Regions from separate parts of the Homo sapiens genome. Here region 2 is linked to region 1. Evidence: chromatin loops called from intact Hi-C (ENCODE). Cell type or tissue: ascending aorta. All regions are shown on one strand. Each heading gives the region's core, and the rest is flanking DNA. Links, peaks and the distances in the headings are about the cores only.

The links. Hi-C counts contacts between places; a loop is a spot of excess contacts. Peaks named below come from ENCODE experiments on the same cell type or tissue, not always from the same donor. Only the 100,000 strongest peaks of a DNase experiment are listed, where the experiment ranks them.
Region 2: a loop joins it to region 1, with 2.8 times the contacts of the local background. A loop is called at or near these places in 6 of 110 quality-filtered maps.

Annotation. Positions count from the first base shown.
Region 1 is chr14:56,421,608-56,424,521 of GRCh38, forward strand. The region is part of intron 6 of LINC02284 (long intergenic non-protein coding RNA 2284); the gene reads left to right. Among named protein-coding and RNA genes, the nearest start is that of LINC02284, 110 kb to the left of the region's middle. In ascending aorta, for the core only: a CTCF peak has its summit at 1,183 (motif pointing left); a DNase peak (open chromatin) is centred at 1,264.
Region 2 is chr14:56,356,246-56,359,159 of GRCh38, forward strand. The region is part of intron 6 of LINC02284 (long intergenic non-protein coding RNA 2284); the gene reads left to right. Among named protein-coding and RNA genes, the nearest start is that of LINC02284, 47 kb to the left of the region's middle. In ascending aorta, for the core only: no CTCF peak of the experiment used is centred there; a DNase peak (open chromatin) is centred at 1,447; H3K4me3 peaks cover 835 bases; H3K27ac peaks cover 1,536 bases.

The DNA.
Region 1 (2,914 bases), core at 186-2,685:
AAGCTTTCTGCATTCCTTGGCTTGTGGCGCCTTCCTCTGTCTTCCCAGCCAGCAATGGCCAGTCGAGTCTCTCTCATATCATATCACTGACAATGATTGACCTGTCATCCTCTTTCACTTATAAACACCATTGTGATTACATCGTGCCCACCCCCAGACAATCCAGGATAATCTCCCCATGTCAAGATCACAGCCGAGCATGGTGGCTCACACCTATAATCCCAGCACTTTGGGAGACCGAGGCGGGTGGATCACCTGAGGTCAGGAGTTAGAGACTAGCCTGGAGCCTGGCCAACATGGTGAAACCCCGTCTCTACTAAAAATACAAAAAGTTAGCCAGGTGTGGTGGCAGGCACCTGTAATCCCAGCTACTCAGGAGGCTGAGGCAGGAGAATCGCTTGAACCCGGGAGGCAGTGGTTACCGTGAGCTGAGATCACGCCATTGCACTGCAGCCTGGGTGACAAGAGTGAGACTCCGTCTCAAAAAAAAAAAAAAAAATCACATCTGCAAAGTCTTTTGCCATGTGCAGTAACCTGTGCACAAGTGCCAGGGAGCAGGACATAGACGTTTTGGGGAGGAGGGCACTATTCTGCCTACTGCAATGGTACTGAAGCAAAAGCAATTTTAAAGATTCTTAATATTTTCATCAGTTCGATAAATCAGAAGTGAACTCTTGAGGAGTCTTAAACATTTGGAGGAGGCTCTGTTGGAGAGCTGGCCCTTGCATGCCTCCACCACTATGTTGCTTAGCCATGACTTATCCCATTTCTTGAGGAAAGAGTAATGTGTTTTGGATCTGAGACACAGATGACTACATTCCCCTTGTCACCTTCACTTTGCCAATTCTCCATTTATTTCATTCTATAGAGACCTGACATATTGCCCTTAGAAACTGGCTACTCCCTAGAATACTGCCAATTTGGGGTTAGATGAGAACGATTATAAGATGGCTACTCAAAATAGTGCAGCTTGATTGAAGGTGTATTACAACATCCTCAGCAAATAATAAAAAATAGTGGATTAAAAAAAAAATTGCATTGGGGTTTTGTTTAAAAGGAGGTTACCCCTCCCTACATTGCTGTAGCATGGTGATTCTCTTTATTTTGGTCACTGTTATATTTCGTTCTGTTTGCAACACTATACTTCTATCAGCTGATGTGATGCAGCCAGCAGCTGCCCCCTTGTGTTAGAAATGTCCTATAGCTTAACCATGGAGAATCAGGACTTAATTCATTTACCCTGGCTCCTCCATTTCTTTCCCTGCCAACACAGCTGCAGCATAGCTCCTCCATCTAGAAACCTGGCAGCTATCCCAGCTGGAAGCTACCTGCCAACACTTTTCTGAAGACCAGCCAGAGGAGGAAGAACAGGAGGGCAGAGGGCTGAGGAGGGAGGCAAGAGAAGATGCAAATCTAATTGCACTGGCCTCCAGCCCTCTTCAGATCTCTGTGCTTCCAGAGGGGGTGACATACCATCAGCCATGACTGATCTTGCTTGTAAAAGTCCTATTTAGATGTAAGCACACTTCCCTGAGGTTTCAGATTCCAGAATTACCCTAATATTCCTCTTTACTTTGCAGTTATGCAGAACCAGGAACACCCCACTGACTGGAATAATGACCTCCCAGGCAGAAGAGTGGTGGATTGATGTTCTGATGTCTCTTTACCCTTATACTAGTCATTAAATTATGTACCTTCTTCTCACCTCCATAATGAGCCACAACGCTGTCCAACTTTTCTAGGAGAGGACCTCTTGTTAATGTCAAATTTTATACCATTCCCACATGATAGTAGTTGTACTTTTAGTATCTGTTGATTTTTAAAATATGTGATAAAAAGCACCTGAGTTCAATAAGATTTGGATTAAGTTTTATTTTAATCACACGGTATTGAATTACATTTGAAAATCAGCAAGGACGGGGACGCTGCAGTACCCTGTAAATACCAGTGAGATGAATAAAGAAAGTGCTTGGGGTGCATATGGATTCATGGACCTTTTTACAATAACTCAACACCCTAGAGAAGGAGTGGTTCACAGGCTGGGGCACCACTGGAGAGAAACAGGGGCCAAACTTGCTCAGTTTTGTGTGTGCATGGGCCGGGTCCAGGAGCAGCTCTGTGAGCTCCTTCCAAGTCTGTGCCCTTGGGAAAAGATCAGTGTTTAGATCAGGCCCACCCACAGGAAACCACACTGTTAAAATCCCTTCTTTCGTGGTTCTGAAATCTTCAAAATAAACAAAGCTACCCTGTAGGCTGGGACTTCAGTTGTATCCTTTTGGTTCATGTTACAAACTTTACAAGGAAAAGTGGCCTCATGGCAGCTGGAGCAAAGGAGGGAAATTAAGTAGACAAGACACTTCCTAGGACAGGCGGCTCTAGTCCAGGGGCCTCCCAAGGGGAGCGTGATTTCAAGTTTGCTGCTCTCCCACAAACGAGATGGTAGCTAAAGAAAAGGTAAATGAAGAGAGCTGGCTAGAAACAGAGGTGATAATTCAAGTACTTAGAAACCAGTAGGGCCTGGGTGTCAGTGCATTGGAATGATCCATGAGCCAGAGCTCCTAAAAAGGCCCTGAAGCACAGTCTTCTCCCCACTACCCTAAGGAGCAGGTATTAACCCTTTGGTTGCTGGATCAAGGGAAGGTGAGGGGTTCCAAGGTGGCTGGGGTGGTTGTACAGGGAGTGGATGCAGAGGCAACTTAGCAGCCAGTAAGGAAGCATTTCAATATTTAACAACTGGATATGCTACACCCCTGCATATTGGCAGCTGAAATCTGTAATCAAGAACTCGATGTGTCTCATAGAGGGTTTTGGAGCCATGGGGAGAAAATATTGACAAAATCCAGTTCCTTTGTTTCTCTCACTATTGCTCTAACTGGTTAAAACCTAGGCTCCCTTCTCCTGAGAAAATGACACC
Region 2 (2,914 bases), core at 168-2,667, 65 kb before region 1:
TCACTGATCATTGCCTAGAATAGACCCCTTGTTTTACCGGGTGTTCCAAAGTGTGAATTTTCTAATTCCACTATTCTTTATGCATTTATTAGCTAGAATTCCATAAGAAGAACTTACCCTTGTCAACTAGTTAGACATCCTAAAATACATTCAATACAGAAAAGACAGGATAAATGTCTATCCCATGCTTTTAACCACTGTGCTATCCTGGAAAGATAATGCTTTCTCACAAGCATGATCTGATAGGGTGGGGCTGGCATCAAAAGGGTCTAGCTAGTGAAGGTTCTCATCCTTAGGTCTCAGGAGACTATGCAGATTGAAGCAGGATTTCTGTTGGGAGATGGAAAGAGGAGATCAGGGCAAGCTACAGGGAGAGGAGTCTGGCAAAGTTTCTGCCCCAGCCCATGAGGCTGCCACAGACACAGAACTGGAGTGTGATGGGGAAATAGGACAGAGGCCCTGGAATATGGAACAGGCACACTGGGTGAGGTTAAAAGCGGGAGGAGTTAAGAACATCACTGGAAATGAAAGGGTCTAGGGTCTCCACCCAAGCAAGAGGAAGCTGAGCCAAAGTGTAGCTGGGCTCCTTAAAGGGGGCGGGGAATGAATACTAGACAATGTGGGACTGAGCCCTGGAGGGAGTGTTCTGAAAAGTGTTCGTGAAGGGCTGGGTTTGTATGACTGAAGAATCGTGCTGTACCACTGGGTCCGGAGCTGCTATGCCTTAGCTGGTTTGGCACCAGCCACCTCCTCATGAACCCCAACTGGAAACTCCACTTCCATGACCGAACAAAAAGGACCAGATTTCCAAAGGGACACAGCTAGAGGAAATGGAGCCAATACTAACTTTATATGGCCAATGCATTCATCACTGGTTCAAACCGGTACCCAGTCAGTGAATCCGCCACCCTGATTTTGCCCATGTATGACCCTACTCCCAGCGCAATCACATAAATGCCCCCAAAACGTTGAGTTGGAGTATTTCTGGTTCTAGAGCTGTGTTATCTAGGCCAGAACAGCTAAGAGATGTAAATGCAGACTCTCCAGGGCCTCTGCCCATCCTCTCAGCACCTGACTCCTCTCACTTGGGGCTCCAGAGACCCATCCCTGCTATTATATTCAGGAATTGACTGTAAAAACCAAACCACTCTGACCGATTAAAATTTCTTGTCTTCCTGCTGCATTACTTACAAGAGAACCAAGAACTATTTTTAGATTTAAAAAACAGCAGTTTGCTGGTGCTTGCCATCCCATTTGTAACAGATTTCCAGAGATTAACACTTGCTAGGTTTTTGGCCACGTTTAATCACAAAAGTAATTCTCCATTCCATCAATACGCTCAGCTCGAGGGATAAAAATAGCACTGCAATCTGGTTGGGTGCCTCTCAGCCGTGGGGCTCTGCTTCCCCAGTTGCTGTTTTAATGTTGTTATGGAATTGCTGACCCGCTTTAAGGATATGTGTGTGCAAGGCAGCACATGAGGGTGGCCCGTATCTGATGTGCTGTTAGGCTCAGTGAGGCCCTCCGCATGCTAGAAAAGCGGTCTCTCCACCGAGCAAATGAAGAGTGTAATTGTGTCTGATTATCTGGCCAGATTTTATAAGTGAGAAACTATATAGTACAATTGTAGCTACTTGAGAGGCTGAGGCAGGAGAATCGCTTGAACCCGTGAGGCAGAGGTTGTGGTGAGCCAAGATCACGCCACTGTACTCCAGCGTGGGTGACAGAGCAAGACTCGGTCTCAAAAAAAAAAATTACTTTAGATAAGAAGTATTAATACTTCAGTAGGTGAAAATTACTCCATGACAGCCATCCTGGCTGTGGCTCCTCTTTTCCTGTAGGGTGTCCACTAACCAACCGCTAAAGAAGGGAAGAAACTCCAGTAGGAATTGCATGTCAGCTTCTGCCTTGATTTGCTTTTGTTTCTCTGTATAACTCCAGTTGTGTAGATCTGCCAATATGGAGCTCTTGTGGCTCACAGGAAATAAATGTCACTAAATGCCACTACAATCAGTTTACATTGGTCATCCTGTAAAGTTTTCTTTCTGGTCTCTAGAAATTACTGATATTCTTGGATCTCCACATACCTGTGGTGGATTTTCAAGGCGTGAAGAAGGTACCCCCAGCTGCCTCCAGAGAGAAGGCATGGGGCTTCACCTCTCTGTTTGGAGAGCTTTCAATCCTCTGTGCTGCTTCTGCAGTATGTTAAATGATGTCTCATTCATTGCTCATCATGTGTTATTCTGTGGGTGAACGTCTTGGTGGCAGAACTTCTGAATCTATCAGACACAGTCTTCCTTTCTCTGATAACAGCCACCCCAAGAAGACATACAGGTCCCCTATGCTCACAACTAAGGTAAAAAATAACACACACAGAAGCATTCTGGCCACTCCAAATGTAAGTAAATTTGAAAACCCTGGAAGAGTTATTGACTTTCCTCCTGACAGAGTCCTCCATAGCGCTTCCTGCCTCCTTGTCCTTCCAGGCCCTTTTTTCTGCCATATTCTTCATCAAGCTTAATAACTTAGGAAACACCAATCCCTCTTCTTGGGACCCTTTTCTTCTTGGGAAATGGATTTTCTTAACTGATCAATTATATGATGTCTTACATTGATGGACATGATTTTTCATAACATCATGTATTTTAGAATTAGGGAGGAAAAAACAAAGAATATCTAGTCCAGCATTTATCCAAAGTATAATCTGAAACACACTGAGCAGAGAGATGTTATAGAAAAAGCGTCCCACAGTCAAGCAAGTCTGGAGAACATTAACCGAAATTCCCAAGTCACATTGGCTAAATTTCAAAGGCTTCTCTCAGACCCCCTTGCGGTAACAGGCTAGTCTAAATATGTTAAACCCATTGTTTTCAAATTTTTACTTAGGATAACTTTTCTAGATAATGTTTATTAC